Linked DNA regions of Homo sapiens: regions 1, 3 and 4 are each linked to region 2. A link is a contact called in ENCODE Hi-C or POLR2A ChIA-PET data. All regions are on one chromosome and are shown on one strand. Each heading gives the region's core, a stretch centred on a gene start or an enhancer-like site at or near the end of the contact. The rest is flanking DNA. Distances are from core to core; before and after follow the strand shown. Region 1 holds the start of RNF169 (ring finger protein 169). Region 2 holds the start of COA4 (cytochrome c oxidase assembly factor 4 homolog). Region 3 holds the start of PGM2L1 (phosphoglucomutase 2 like 1). Region 4 overlaps P2RY6 (pyrimidinergic receptor P2Y6).

Region 1 (3,769 bases), core at 884-3,383, 870 kb after region 2:
TTCTGTGGCTCAGCTCCTCCAACAGTAAACAGATTAAAAGATCCAAACCATCGAGAGTGAACAGCCTGCACAAATGGTCCCATTTCTAATGATGGTTGGCTTGATCTCTGGATCACAGATCTCCTTTGTCAGAATCCGGGAAAAATGTCCTCAAGAACCTTAAGTTGGGATGGAAGTGGGCAGGACCCATGGATAAAGGATAGCCTAGCCAAGGCCATACTTCTGTGTCTGGCAGGATTCTGTCTGGGTCTCTATGCAAACAGGTCTTTGTTTTAATCACCCATTGGCCTTTCTTCAACTCTTGACTGTCCTTTAGCCATCTGGTTCTTATCTTGGGAATCCATCACCTTTTTTTCCCCCTGCTCTCTGAGTTAATCAATCACTCGGCACTGGATTGGTTTACCGCTAGCTCTGGGCAATCTCATCAAAACCCAGGGCTTCTCATGCCTTCTATTATATTATGTTGATTTTTTTTTTTGAGACAATGTCTCATTCTGTTGTCCAGGTTGGAATGCAGTGGTGCCATCACGGCTCACTGCAGCCTTAACCTCATGGACTCCAGTGATCTTCCTGCCTCAGCCTCCTGAGTACAGGTGAGTGCCACCATGCCCAGCTAATTTCTGTATTTTTTGTAGAGATGGGGTTTCACCATGTTGCCCAGGCTGGTCTTTAACTCCTGAGCTCAAGCGATCTGCCTGCCTCATCCTCCCAAAGTGCAGGCGTGAGCCACCGCCCCCAGCCTATGTTGCTTTTTTATTTTTCTCTCTTTACAAAACTCGTGTTATCCTATAAAGGTTTCCACTAAGAAATGCCATTTATTTAATGCTTCCCATTCTTTGCCCTGCTCCAAATCTATCCCAGGGCAAAGAAAGCAAAGAATGGGAGAACTACTGTAGCAGAACCACCTTTCCATTAGAGAGGGGTCATTCTTTCTCCTGGAACCTCTGCATCTAGAAAGGGCACTAGCATCAAAGTCCAAGCACCTCTCCCTAGCTCAAGCAGGAGTGACACGGTCAGAGCTGGCCTATAGGAAGCAACTCGAAGAGTGTGGAGGATGGATTAGAAAAGAGGTTGGGAGAGGGGAGACAATCAATCTATAGCAGCTACTGCAGTAATCTAGATGAGAGATGATTAGACCTGAATTGGGCAGTGGGAATGGGATGAAGAGGTGGGGAAATAGTCATTTTGATAGTGGAATTGACAGGACTAAATAACTGATGGTTTGTGGGAGATAAGGAAGAAGTTCAAGATGACTAGGTTTGGAGCTTGAGTACCTGGGAGGATGGGACCTTTCATAGAATGAAGGAAATAAGAAGAGCAGTTTTGAAAGGAGGATGGGAGACAGTGACATTAGTTTTGTACATGAGGAATGTAGGGATCTAAGAGGATGTTTCCATCAGGCAGTTGAATATGGAGGGCTGGACTCAGGAGGCCTGGGCTGCAGACAGCAATCTGGGAGCTCCTGAGGGAAGAAAATGTGGACCAGTGCAGCACGCAGAGTGAGAAGGGGACTGAGGCCTAAGCCTAGAGGAACACCCACATGGAAGCACCAAACACGGGAGACTGAGAAGGAGCCAAGAGCCTGGGAAAAAAACCAGGAAAGTGTGGTTTTACCAGCCAAGGGGGGCAGTTTCAGGAAGGGACATGGGGAGAGAGGATGAGGAGGTAGGATTGACAAGAGGCTGCTCCTTTTGGCAGTTAGTTACCACGGTGGGCCTGGTTTCAGTCACAAAGCTACCCCCATCCTTAGGAGAGAGCTCAGGCCCTCATATCAAATGAACACTAAGGCAGGTTTCTGAGTAACTCACATATTCCCCACTCACTTTCTCCTCAGTTATCAAGGCATTACAGGATAAGTACGTGTATCAAAGTTTAACATCGTTCAGAATTGCCAGTAAAGCCCCTCAGTTCCCACCTCTTTCAGTTCAGTAAGAGGAAACTGCAAGGACTTTTCGAGAGTGCGGCTGATGACCGCATAATAAAGAATAACTAATAAATATTAATGAAGTATCCCCTCTGGCCAATCAGGTCTGAGGAGAACCCTCTTTGGGCTCACAGAAGCCTCGCCCCTCATGAATATGTAGATAGCACTGCCCACCGCGCGTACTGCCCCGCCCTCCACTCTTCTCCCTCGCAACCGACTCTCCCTTCAAACGGGAAACAAGATGGCGGCTGCAGGTCCGAGTACTCGGGCCTCTTCCGCGGCGGCAGCAGCCGCTCTGAGTCGGCGGGGCCGGCGGGGCCGCTGTGACGAGACGGCGGCAGCTAAGACTGGGGCCCCAGGCCCGGCTTCTGGACCTTCGCTGTTGGTGTTGTCGCCGCCGTTGCTGCAGCCGCCGCTGCCGCCGCGGCCGGAGGAATCGGGCTGCGCCGGGTGCCTGGAGCCCCCCGGAGAAGCAGCGGCCCTGCCGTGCGGCCACTCGCTTTGCCGAGGCTGCGCCCAACGCGCCGCCGACGCGGCGGGCCCGGGTTGCCCTCGCTGCCGCGCCCGCGGCCCAGGCTGGGCCCGCCGTCGGGCCCGCGACGACGGCCAGGCCGACTCAGAGGTGCTGGGCGAGTGCGCCCGCCGCAGCCAACCCGAGCGCTGCCGCCCGCGCCGGGACGGGGGCGCGGCTGCCGCGGGGCCCAGGCCAGAGCAGGAGCCGCGTGCCGCGCCTGCGGAGCCAGGTGGAGCTTCCCCACTTCCCCTTAGGGTCTGGAGCGAGGCCGAGCGCGCCCCGGCCCGGCCTGGTGAGGGGGTGGAGAGTCCCGGGCCCTACTCGGGCGGGTGTGGAGAGTTCTCGTGGGATTAGAACCCGGGCTCTACCCAGGTGCAGTGTGTTTGTGAATTTTGAACTTCAGAGTGAAGGACAGGCACGTTGCATGCGGAGGGGCGGTGAGGGCACCCTGTGCCTTACGTAAGTCCGAAGTTTGGAGGGAAACAGAATTGTTGGAACAAGTTAGGGGCAGGTTGGAATTGGTGTGTGGGAGTGGGAGGGGCCTTGGATCAGAGAAGTGCTTGGTTTAATGTTGGATGAAGAGTTTGGGGGTCATATTGCTTGGAGAGATGTGGCTCCTGGCCTTGAAAGGGTCAGTGAAGGGTGTGGAGAATCCGGAGTTTAGGGAACAGGTTGAATTTGAGGATGTGAAGGGAGCTTTTCAGACTCGAGAGCAGAGGGGGTTGGGAGCACACTTGTGCAGTTGTTTTCATACATTTTGGAAAATGTATGCTTAGCACAGAACTTGGCACATAGTGAGGAAGCAGTAAGTGACTGTCGTTTATATTTGTAATACTAGTACTACTAAGTCCAGTAGTGCCTGACAGAAAAGCTGGCTTGGGTTTAAAAGTTTTGGAAACAAAGGTTGGGTGGCAGGGGCTGCTTCTATCTCCTTGGCAGTATGGGTTTCCTACTGGCTTGCTGGCAATTAAAAGTCTGTTGTAGGACTCTTGCCTTGAACTTCTTTCCCCTAACACCAGCAGCCTGCTATTCCTCGGTTCTGAGCTTTGAAATGCAAAGTGCCCTGTATAAAATAAGACTGTTATAACTTAGGATTCTTTTGGGGACACACCCAGTCAACATAACATCTGCAGCTCTGTTTGATAAAAAATGCTTACCTAGAATGAGATTTTCAAGAAACATAAATCACGAAAGGCCAGATATTTGTACCTTCTGTTTTGGGAATTCTGCCATGTGTTTTTTTGGGTAAGGAAAGAGAGGCATTGCTTGTGTATACAAGTGCAGCTTCTAGAAACCACAGGTTCTAGAATGCACTCTGTTTTGATTCAAGC
Region 2 (3,714 bases), core at 1,182-3,681:
TCCAGCCTGGGCAATAAGAGCAAAACTCCATCTCAAAAAAAAAGAAAAAAGAAAAAAAATGTAAAAATTAGCTGGGCATAGTGGCACACACTTGTAGTCCCAGGTACTCAAGAGGCTGAAGAGGGAGAATCCTTTGAGCCCAGGAGTTCAAAGGCTGCAGTGAGCTATGATGGTGCCACTGTACTCCAGCTTAGGTGACATAGTGAGACCCTGTTTCAAATAAATAACCTTTCTTCTTTTATCCTACTAGCCTTATTCTATGCTGAAGAACAAAGTTTAAAAAGTGAAAGAGGCTGGGTGCAGTGGCTCACACATGTAATCCCAGCAATTTGGGAGCCCGAGGCAGATGGATCATAAGGTCAGAAGTTCAAGACCAGCCTGGCCGGGATGATGAAACCCCGTCTCTACTAAAAATACAAAAATTAGGCGGGCGTGATGGCAGGCACCTGTAATCCCAGCTACTCGGGAGGCTCAGGCAGGAGAATCGCTTTAACCCAAGGGGCGGAGGTTGTAGTGAGCCAAAGATCGTGCCACTGCACTCCAGCCTGGGTGACAGAGTGAGACTCCATCTCCAAAACAAACAAACAAACAAAGTGAAAGAGTGCCCAAATATGGGTAGGTTTTGACACATGGGAAGGATGGAAAGAGTTCACTGTGGCTGTAGCATACAGTATGCAGAAACCTGGCCTCTGGGTCTATAAGGTGAGATGGCTTTGTAAACTATACAAAAATGTGAGGTGTATTTATTTGCCCAAACTGTCTTGCCCGTCTGCATCAGAACACTCAGCAGAAAGCAGCATACAGAAGGAACTTAAGGTTTGAAGAGAAATGACTTCAGCCTTTGCAAAAATTTCACCATGATGGGCTGTAAAGCAACTAGGACTCCTTATTGCCTTAACTGTGTCTCTCATTCACTCAACAAATGATTAAGTACCTATCATGTACCAGGCACTATGCTAGTGCTGAGGATTCAAGACTGTCTAAGTCAGTTAAGTTCCTGGCTTCATGGAGTTTACAACCTAGACAAGGAAACAGGGCAGTTTACTACACAGTGTACAGATAGCAAAGACTGGGACCACAGTGGAGGGATGCCTAATCCAGACAAGGGCAGGAATAGGCAGGGAAGGCTTCCTAGAGGAAGTGATTTCCAAGCTGAAACTTGACAGATGGAACAGAAGTTAGCCAGAGATGGGAAAACTATTTTTGGTCAATGGAAGAGCAGGTGGTTGAGATAGAATCTGACACATGAGAGCAAAAAAAAAAAAAAGTTCAGTGATGGGAGAATACAGTGTGAGAATAAGACAATATTAAACTGGCGATATAAGTAAGTGATCATCACAAGGCTTTGTAGGACATAGTAGGGAGTTTAAGACTTTTTATTCTGAGGGCAATGGGGAATCACAAGAGGGAGTTAGGCACTTTACACAACTCATTTGCCTTGGAGGCGGTATAACTTAAGCAAGAGGGAGAAAATGGGCTTTGAAACAGACTTGGACCTAGCTTTGTCACTGCCTCATTTGGTGCCCTTGGACACATCATTTAATAACCTCTCTGGAAGCACAGAGATGAAGCCGGGTGCCATGGCTCACGCCTGTAATCCCAACACTGGGAGGCTGAGGCGGGAGGATGGTTTGCGCCCAGCCTGGGCAACACTGTGAGCCGTGATCACGCCACTGCATTCCAGCCTGGGTTACAGCGGGAGACCCTGTCTCAAAAAAAAAAAAAAAGAAAAAAAAAAAGGTAAGGTTTGTAAGGAGGCTGGTATGTCTAAAGAGTTCAATAAATGATAGTTTTCTCTTCCTAAATACACTGTTAACTCTTTAAATAGGGCCAGGAGCAAATAATTTAGAGAAAGAACAGTGGAATAGAAAGTGCCTTGATCCTAAACCAAGAGATCCGTGTTCAAATCCCAGCACTACGCCTTACTATGTAATCTTTTTCATTTTAGTTTTCCCATTAATAATATTTAATTCGCACAATTAGAATGAAGATTAATATAACGAATGAAAAGCGCTTGGGCTACTATAGGACTCAGTAAATGCTGCTGTACTCTCCTCTCACCACCTTTTGGCTTCAGTCTCCTCTGGAGTAAAATGACGACGACCCCTGCTCAGAGATCAGGGTAGGCTAGATGGTTGGCAGCTGGATCGTGGAGGCTGGCCTAAACAAGGAAGTCATGGAAAGGATCTTAAAGCAGAAAAATGCTGGCAGCCACGAGGCCTGAGGCGCCTCAGGCGTATCGAGGACTTTGAACTTTGAGGACGCATGCGCGCGCGCGGCCGCTGATCGCAGCCCCGTTGTGCCCGCAACGCCTCCTGAAGAACGCGGTACGCGATGCTCACCGAACAGGTGGGAGAAGAGGGCCCGAACGCACGCTCCTACGCGGCGGCTTGGGTTTCGCAGGCGGTTGGGGATCCTCTGTACATCCTTTCAGGAACCAGCCCCTCGTGGGGAGCGTGCACACGGAAGGGGCGGGGAATGTGAAAAAGTCACGTTTTCATTGGTGGCCTCTTGGTGTTGAGCCCACCTCTGTCCTCGCCGCACGCTTCTCGGGGACTCACTTCCGGGAAGGGGCGGAAGAGGTGGGCTGGTGGAGGCGGGGTCGAGATGGCGGCGCCTTTGAGGATTCAGAGCGACTGGGCGCAAGCCCTCAGGTGAATCCAGGCCCAGAACAGAGTCAGAGGAGGCGGGTAGTGGATGTTGCTTTGCGTCAAGGAGAGCCATGCCTGGTCCAGGATATCAATAGGGGTTACTTCGTCAATTGTCGAGGGATATGGAGGGAACAGGGTCCGGAAAAAGAAGTATCAAACCCGTATGGTCATTCTCTGAAAAGCTATCCCTAGGCCAAGGGAGCACATGAGCTGTGTGATCCCCGCGTCAGAACTAGTATCAGTGAGTTGGAGAAAGACAGGGATACTGGGAGGCAGGAAGGCTTTTGGCCAAGCAGTCATTTAGCAAATATTGATTAGTCGTCAGTTACTTCCAGAAGTCTCTGTACTCACCACCACTTTGTGTATGTGATGGAACCTTTGTATTCTCCTAGGCCCCTAATGCTATATTAGGCATACTGGACGATACTATTAAGGAAACTAATACTGTGTCCAGGCCCCATACTGGATGCTTGGTGGAGCTCAGATGTATACTCTAAATATAAGTGATGGTTCCTGCTCTTCAAGAAGCTGACATCCAGGCCAGGCGCAGTGGCTCATGCCTGTAATCCCAGCACTTTGGAAAACTGAGATTGGTGGATCAGTTGAGGTCAGAAGTTCGAGACCAGCCTGACCAACATGGTGAAACTCCGTCTCTACTAAAAATACAGAAATTAGTCGGGCTTGGTGGTGGGCGCCTATAATCCCAGCTACTCGGGAGGCTGAGGCAGGAGAATCGGTTGAACCCAGGAGGTGGAGGTTGCAGTGAGCCGAGATTGCACCACTGCACTCCAGCCTGGGTGACAGAGCGATACTCATCTCAAAAAAGAAGAAAAGCTGACGTCTTAATTAGGAATACACAGCAAACTATTCATTCATCTAACATTTATTGATCTTATACTATTCCAGTTATTTCTCTAGGCTTCAGGATGAATATAGCAGTGCTATATTTGGCAACTGCTACTACTAATAAGGGTTTTTCAAATTGAAACAATGGTGAAGATGAATGAAACATAGCCTTCTGCATTTAAGAAATTTACACCTTACTAAATTTATACCTTACTTA
Region 3 (3,862 bases), core at 164-2,663, 520 kb after region 2:
AATATTTTTTTGCTGAATGAATGAATGAATAAAGTAAAAACAAAACTTTCAGAAAGTGAAGCCTTAAGGAAATTCATTTGTACAACATAATGTCACATACTACCATACAAATTCCTTAATTCAGTGTCATTAATTCCATTTTAAATGTGCTGCCTTCTCTACTTCAACAAAGGTATTTTACGCACTTGACAAAGCAAAAGCTTGGATTATCTTCCTCTGTTGGAGCTACCAGGGACCTCTTTTACAAGTAAGATAGCTGCATTTTAATTCTGATTGTCACAAATTCATCCCAAATGCCCGCACGAGGTTTAATTACCACCACAACTTGGAGGTGGGGGCGGAGGGTGGGTGGGGAGGTGTTGGTAGAGAAGTAATGGTTAAGGCAAAAACAATCCTGTATTAAGAGTACCACATGAAACCTGGAAAACACGATTCCTTGAACAGATTAATTCCAGAAAATAGCTGCCAGCAGGAGAAAGAAGAGGTAAGCGCCTTGCCTTTCCCAACAGCAAAAGGTGATACTAGACAATACCAGGGAGTGATAAAAGGCCAGCAACTACCTAGCGACAGAAGGAGGAAACACACCAGACCAGAACTAAAGCGGATAGCGGTTAGAAACGCCCAGTAAGGGTGCCAGAAACCACTTTCAGGTATGTGGAGAAGGAAGTCAAGGGAGAAAAAGGGAAAGGAAATCGTTGTTTAGGGTATAACTTACAATGATGATGATTTTTTTTTTTTTTTTTTTGAAGAAAGAGGGAAGACAGCACTTGAAAGGAAAGAGGGTAAAGAAGAGGAAGGGAGGTTACAATTGAGAGCACTGCAGAAGGAAGCGATGCAGATGTTGCCGCCCGGCTCTGGCAGTCCGAAGGAGCAACCCCACGCATAGGTGGGTGGCAACGCCCTGCTCCGCTGCCCCCCGCTCGGTGTCCCGAGCCATCTCCTCTGCAGCCCGCGGGGCGCTGGGTGGGCACAGGAAAGAGCAGACTGTGTGGGGGAGGCGACGGCGTTTGCCGGGCTGACCAGGTACCCACCTTATCCCAGCGGAGCCACTGCCCGATGGCCGTGTCCAGCTGAGGGTCCCCGGTGTGGTAGGGGGCGTGGAGCAGGTTGGAGTTCAGATCCCCCTCTGTGTTTTCAGCCATGGCGACCAGACAGGCGTACGGGCCGGGGGCCGGCGAAGACACTGAGTTGGGGTGGGGGGTGGCTTGGGGTTCGCTCACCAGGGTCCAGGCGTCCCCACCTCACTGAAGGGCATCGGAGACCAACCGCAGGGTGTTCGTAACAGCTCCTGCCGCGGCGTCAGGGAACCGGGAGAGAGGGGGTTTATGGCCGCCTGCTCCCCAGCGGACCAGGTCCGGGTCTCTGGGCGAAGTGACTGAGGCGGTCGCGCCGCGAGAGAACAACAGTCCCAGATGTCTGGGTCCTGGCTCCGCCGCCGCCGCCGCCGCCCGCCCCGCCTACGGCCCCGCCCCGCGCCTTAGGCCCCGCCCCTTCCCGCCCTTGCTGATTTAAGTCCCCGAAGTTCTAGACTGGAGCCCGGGAGCGCGCTCCCCACGCCTCCGAAGTAGTGGGGGTTTACAGCCCGTCCGGGTGGTGAGGCAATAGTGCACGGTTCTTTTTATTTTTTAATTTGCCAAGGGTCTCCTTTCCTCGATCTGCTCTCACGGCTACCACTAGCAAGCTGCCTTTGCGCTTGCCCTGCAGGTCCCCAGCGCGCGCGCAGGCCCCCAGTTTCTCTTGGGGGCACGCGCCGGTTGGGGGAGGAGGGGCAGTGCGAGCTGTCCGCGCACTGCCTCACGGGAGTTGTAGTTCTTTCCTTTGTCTGAGCTCAGCGGAGACCGCCGCCGAGACTACGACTCCCAGCAGCTCCGCGTTCCCCCTTTCCTCAAAAGAAAAAGATCTACCTCGAGGTAGTTCCCTACAGACACGCCCTATCCCTATTAGTTATGCTGCGCTGTGTGGCCCTGGCATTAAATTAAACAAGGAATGACATAGTAAGGGGACAAAGTGGTATCCGTTTAGTGCTGTGCAGTTTACGAATCGCGTTCTATCGCCTCAATCCCTCAGTAAGGTACAGGGGCGTAGTCCTTTTCCGTTTCACACACAAAGAAGAAACTGACTCCCTGAGACACCTCTCCTAAGAGGCCGAGTTCGTGAGCGGTCAAACTAGGGTTCCAATCTCATTTCAGATCCCCTCAGCTGGCAGTTATTTTATTAGGTCGGTGCAAAAGTAATTGCTGTTTTTGCCATTAAAAATAATGGCATTAAAAGTAATGGCAAAAACGGCAATGACTTTTGTACCAATCTAATATCTCTGCTGCTATAGTAAACTAGGAGGTAGGGAGAACAAGATTACTGGAAAATAGATAAGGAAGTTGTTGAGGGAAGATGGTCGGCATTTAACCTAAATATAAGAATGTATAAGCATCACAAGATACCAAGAGCAATGGTAATGGGAATACGGAGGAAAAGGAAATTGGTTCACCCAAATTGAAATAGTCTTCCGTTACTTCTTAGCCGTCTCTCCTATGGAAAGCTCACCTAAGTTGAGGTCTGGGAAATGCTGAGAAGTGCTGACCTGTCAGCCACCTAGCTACTCCTCCGTTTCTTGGTTTGGCCTTCTTAGAATGGCTATGATTTTGGGCAAGTACATTACAACTCTTTCCCTAGTCAGCTTTTTTGTAAGGAAGGTATGATAATATTTACATCATGGCTGTACAGTAACTTAATAAATGGCATTAGGCTGCTTTGAGGTTCACAGATAAAAGACATATTAAGTTCAAAGTATTACTTTATTTCCTTTAAAGTGCCATTTACCATAATAAAATTCAAACTACCAAGGTACAAAAGGATTGTGGTACCAGTTTCTGAAAAACGTGCCATAGTTGGGAGTTGCAGTTTTTGCTAACGATTGTTTCTTTTGTGGAGTCAGCAGGACTCTTGTTCTTTTAATCACACAAGGCCTGGGCAACAGTCACGTGTCCTGGAGAGAAATTCATCTTCCACTACCATCACCATTATTATCCATGATACATATTAAACATTTACTCTCTGCTAAGCATTATGGTAGGAGCTGAGGCTACAAGAATCTATATAATTGTTCACTTCGAGAAGTAACATCTGAGGAGACAGGATATATGTAAGAAAAGAAAGCCCATGATAAATAGCAAGTGCTGCCAACAACTGTTAATGAATTTACATCTGAGGTGGTCAATGAAAAAAGCATCAAGCAGGAGGGACCTGCACTGGGCTTTCAGAAACAAAATAAACAAGTTGAGAATAAGATAGAGGATATTTCAAACCCATAGATCAGTGGTTCTCATATCTCCCTAGGAGTTTGTTTAAATTAATATTCCTGGACACTGCCTCCAGAGATTCTGAATCAATACATTGGCATAGGGCCTAGGTACCTGCATATTTGAAATATCTATTGACTGTCACAATTCAAAGTGTGATTAGGAGGACAACTGTGCTGATGTCCTCTGGAAGCTTATTAAGAAATACAAAATTTCATACCCCAGTCCAGTTCTGCTGCATCAGAACCTACATTTTAACAAGATCTAATGATGAGTTATATTTAAATTTGTTAAACAGTGTTTTTTATAAGACAATTCTTATTCAGTTCATTTCTGAGAAACACTACCAAATCAACAGAGCTTTCAAGACATGGAAAAAAAGAGTCAACTAACCTTCACTTTTATCAGCAAGATCATAGCAGACATTTACTGCTTACCAGAAATCTTGCCCAGCGGATTAGATTTATTGTTTGGATGTTGGAGGGTAACCAAGGAGACCCAGAACCCATCAAATCCAACAGCAGTGTCTAAGTGTGTTCAGCAGAGGAAGTGTAGTAGTTCCCCTA
Region 4 (3,412 bases), core at 270-2,769, 590 kb before region 2:
TCAGCCCTGTGCCCACCGGGGCCGCGTGGTCTCTAACCCTCTTCATTCACATTCCCAAGAAAGAACCTCTTGCTAACTTTGCTATGCCTCAGTCACCTCATCTGTAAAGTGGAAACAGTAGTTGTGAAGAGTGAATGAGACACGGCACATCAAGCATTTTGCACAATGCTTGGTGCATCGTTAGTGCTCAATGAATACATGTGTCCAGGTTGTGGTGGGACTTGTGGGTGCACTCTTCGGCAACTGGGGCCCCTCATACATAGTGGGGTCTTGGGAGATGCAAGTTCCATCTTTGCTAAGCTTGAAGAGGCTGGAGAGAAACCAAAGGAAGCAGCCCCAACCCTCAAATTCCCCAAAGCTGCAGCTTCCTCTTCCTTTCACTGAAAATGGCTGTTTCAGTTTTAGCTTTAATTCCTGTTGAGTGGGAGGTTGAGAAGGGGAAGTGGGAAAGGAGTAGAAAAATCAGGGTCCCTGCCTTCCACGTTCCCTTCTGCCAGGTTTGTCCTTCTGTAGCCAGCCAGATGCCACAGGTAGGACCAGAACTCCTCCAGGTGAGAGGACTCTGCTTCCGGCCCTCTGTCTTCTGGGTGCCAGGGAGGCACTGGCTTTAGGAATCTGGCCTCAAGCTGGCCTCAGGTGGGCTCCAGGGGCAACCCTGCTTCAGGCTAGAGGCTGCCCAGAGTCAGGATTGGGTTGATGACTGGGGCACAGAGGGTATAGTGACCCTGTATAGTAGGTAGGTACCATAAGTAGCCCTGTTTACCCAGGCTCAGAGAGGGTAGGTGGCTCTCCCTAGGTCACACAGCAAGTTGGTGGTCGATCCCAGCCTGTCTGACTCCTCAGGGGAAGGAAGCGAACTCTTGACCCCTGACATCCTGTGCCCTTTCTGCTAACTCACCGGCCAGGGGCCAAGCAAGGGGGTTTCCAGGCCTTTATTTCCCAGCAGGCAGGCAGGCCAAGGTTAGGAAGCCTCTTCCACATCCAGCCTGGTCTGAGCTGGTTCCTGCCTCAGCTGGCTGGCAGACAGTGACTCAGGCTTCCAGCTCCTGCCTTTGGCCAACAGGTCCCCTCATCCATGCTAGATATGAAGGCCTCAGGGGATTGGGGAGGCTGTGGGGTCATGTAAAGTTTATCCTGAGACCATAGGATCTACGCAGCCTGAAGGGCTAGGCCCCTTGTCATTTCTTCCTATGTCCATACTGAGTCGCTCCTGCTCTAGAACTGACCCCATGGTTGTCGCCTGAACTGAAAAAAGGAAACTGGAAGAGGCTGTCTCTGCTGTGAGGGGAGGGGCTGCCGTGTTTTGCCAAAGGTGTACCCGGGTGGAGATGGGCGGTGGATGCTTGAGGCCAGGGCCTCTATGTCAGACAGACAGGGCGTGGTGCTGACCCTGTCGTCCCTGCCACGTCCCCAGTGGCTCCTGTGACCACATCGACCAGGGTGAGGACCTGAGAACGAGAGCTTCAGCTCATCTGGGGAGGGTGAGTGGAAGGAAGGTTGGAGAGTGGGTCAAGAGGAACTGAGACTGGAAACCCAGTCCGGAGGCTGCTCAGTGCCAGCCCCGAGGGGAGGCCCCCCACTGTGGGCAGACCAGCCTTGCCCTCACCCCTCCCTGGCTGTGTGACGGAACGGGGCTGGCTGTCCTCTGGCGCCATCTCATGGCTACAGGGTCTCAATGCAGGGAAGACCTAACTCCCCTGGGAATCCCCTGATCTGAGCATCCAAGCTCCGATTTTGGGGGGAACAATGGAGAAGGGGGCCTTAGGGTCAAGAAGAACATGTTGAAATGCCACCTGGCTGGGATAGCTTGGAAAACTCACTGGCCCTTCCTGAGCCTTAGTTTCTTCGTCTATAAAGGGGAGGGAATAATCCACCCCCCACCAAATTGCCCAGAACTGCAGATAAAACATCTGGCACAGAATAGGCATTTAAGAAACAATACTGGCCAGGCACGGTGGCTCACGCCTGTAATCCCAGCACTTCGCGAGGCCGAGGCAGGTGGATCACCTGAGGTCGGGAGTTAGAGACCAGCCTAACCAACATGGAGAAGCCCCATCTGTACTAAAAGTACAAAATTAGTCTGGTGTGGTGGCACATGCCTGTACATCCCAGTTACTTGGGAGGCTGAGGCAGGAGAATCGCTTGAACCTGGGAGGCGGAAGTTGCAGTGAGCCGAGATCGTGCCATTGTACTCCAGCCTGGGCAACAAGAGTGAAACTCCGTCAAAAAAAGAAAGAAAGAAAGAGAGAGTCAGAGAGAGAGAGGGGGAAAGAAAAGAAAGGAAGGAAAGAAAGAAAGAAAGAAAGAAAAGAAAGAAAGAAAGAAAGAAAGAAAGAAAGAAAGAAAGAAAGAAAGAAAGAAAGAAAGAAGGAAAGAAAGAGAAAGAAAGAAGGGAAGGAGGGAGACTGGCTGGGCACAGTGGTGCATGCCTGTAATCCCAACACTTTGGGAGGCCAAAGAGGGAGGATCTCTGCCAGAAGAAGGCTCTGCCTTGGAGGTTCATGATGGGCCAGCCCCTCTCAGGCCTCCCATCTGAGGCCCCCTCTTTGCAGAGCTCATCCATTGCTCTGGCTTCTGTATTTATTTATTTCTCACAGAGGTTAAGCTCATTCCCCACTTCTGTGCCTTTGCCCACACTGGGCCTCCTGTCTGCGATGCCCTCTTCAGCCTTGTTATGTGTCCAGGTCCCTCTGGCCCTTCAGTGCCCAGCAATGGACATGCTTTCTCCATGAGCTTTGCAGGTTACTCCCTCCCAGGTGCACCCATGACCCCTCAGACCTGAGTGTTCCCTCCCGGGCCCTGCCCCCTCCTCTAGGCCTAGCCAGGTCCATGGGCAAAGCTAAGGCCCGGTGAGAGCAAGGCAGTTCCTTGGCTCCGATTCAGTCATCCTTAGATTCTTTGAAGTCCCAAGCCCTAGGATGCTGTGGTTCCAAGGTCCTGAGGGCCCTCAAACCTAGACTCTGTTAGGAAGGCAAAGAACTAAAAGGCCGGTGGGTAATGGGTACTCAGTGGTTGTTGAGGTGCCAGGCCAGGCCTCTTGTATGTCCTTGAACCCCTGAGAAGAGGGTGAGGAAGGGGCAGCTGGCCTTAGTTTCTTTCTCCATCTGTCAAGTGGGACCCCATGAGCCTTTCCTTCCCCTCTGAGGTTAGTCCAAGTGCTCTTATCTGAGCAGAGCGGTGGGATTAGGGGTCTCCAGATCTGCACGTCTGGGTGGATAAGGCATGATAGGGACAGCTTTGTGTTTCCCATCCATCCAGGTTGCAGGGACTGAGACCACTTAGGCTTCTTACCCAAGCCTTGCCCTGCCCTGCCTTGGGGCCAACACCTCCCAGGAGTCCTCAGAGCTGTTCCCATTCCTGGGACAGTGACCCGCCCTGCTGGGAGTGGGTACGGGAGGTTGTCCCAGGGACC

What was found. A loop is a pair of places that touch in the nucleus more often than their neighbours do. ChIA-PET counts read pairs that join two places held with the same protein, here RNA polymerase II (POLR2A). Pooled maps may share reads with other maps.
Region 1: a loop to region 2 is called in a pooled map, with 8 times the contacts of the local background. The contact joins the promoter of RNF169 here to the promoter of COA4 in region 2. A Hi-C loop is called at or near these places in 6 of 50 pooled maps. POLR2A ChIA-PET finds 5 or more read pairs at or near these places in 2 of 52 experiments (K562 and WTC11).
Region 3: a loop to region 2 is called in a map of CD8-positive, alpha-beta T cell, with 5 times the contacts of the local background. The contact joins the promoter of PGM2L1 here to the promoter of COA4 in region 2. A Hi-C loop is called at or near these places in 3 of 168 maps with a recorded cell type or tissue (CD4-positive, alpha-beta T cell, CD8-positive, alpha-beta T cell and naive thymus-derived CD4-positive, alpha-beta T cell), 2 of 37 single-sample maps with no recorded cell type and 12 of 50 pooled maps. POLR2A ChIA-PET finds 5 or more read pairs at or near these places in 1 of 52 experiments (GM12878).
Region 4: a loop to region 2 is called in a map with no recorded cell type, with 5 times the contacts of the local background. The contact joins the enhancer-like site here to the promoter of COA4 in region 2. A Hi-C loop is called at or near these places in 1 of 37 single-sample maps with no recorded cell type and 1 of 50 pooled maps. POLR2A ChIA-PET finds 5 or more read pairs at or near these places in 1 of 52 experiments (activated T-cell).

Annotation. Positions count from the first base shown.
Region 1 is chr11:74,746,716-74,750,484 of GRCh38, forward strand. It overlaps RNF169 (ring finger protein 169), which reads left to right and starts at 2,134. Exons shown (of 6, transcript NM_001098638.2): 1 at 2,134-2,667. The coding sequence starts at 2,166. RefSeq lists silencers at 1,965-2,185, 2,359-2,508, 2,539-2,798, 2,809-2,908 and enhancers at 2,159-2,248, 2,398-2,991.
Region 2 is chr11:73,874,415-73,878,128 of GRCh38, forward strand. COA4 (cytochrome c oxidase assembly factor 4 homolog) reads right to left here and starts at 2,432. Exons shown (of 2, transcript NM_016565.3): 1 at 2,343-2,432. It overlaps PAAF1 (proteasomal ATPase associated factor 1), which reads left to right and starts at 2,585. Exons shown (of 12, transcript NM_025155.3): 1 at 2,585-2,654. The coding sequence starts at 2,608. RefSeq lists enhancers at 2,683-2,732, 2,753-2,822.
Region 3 is chr11:74,397,020-74,400,881 of GRCh38, forward strand. It overlaps PGM2L1 (phosphoglucomutase 2 like 1), which reads right to left and starts at 1,414. Exons shown (of 14, transcript NM_173582.6): 1 at 1,032-1,414. The coding sequence starts at 1,142. It overlaps MIR548AL (microRNA 548al), which reads left to right and starts at 2,218; the gene lies at 2,218-2,314. RefSeq lists enhancers at 1-64, 1,156-1,777, 1,509-1,878, 1,778-2,398.
Region 4 is chr11:73,287,997-73,291,408 of GRCh38, forward strand. All of the region lies in intron 1 of P2RY6 (pyrimidinergic receptor P2Y6), which reads left to right. Among named protein-coding and RNA genes, the nearest start is that of P2RY6, 17 kb to the left of the region's middle. RefSeq lists enhancers at 721-770, 1,322-1,888. Within about 2 kb of position 1,520, at least 28 of the 41 ENCODE cell types and tissues checked have a DNase peak (open chromatin) inside an H3K27ac peak, as active enhancers do.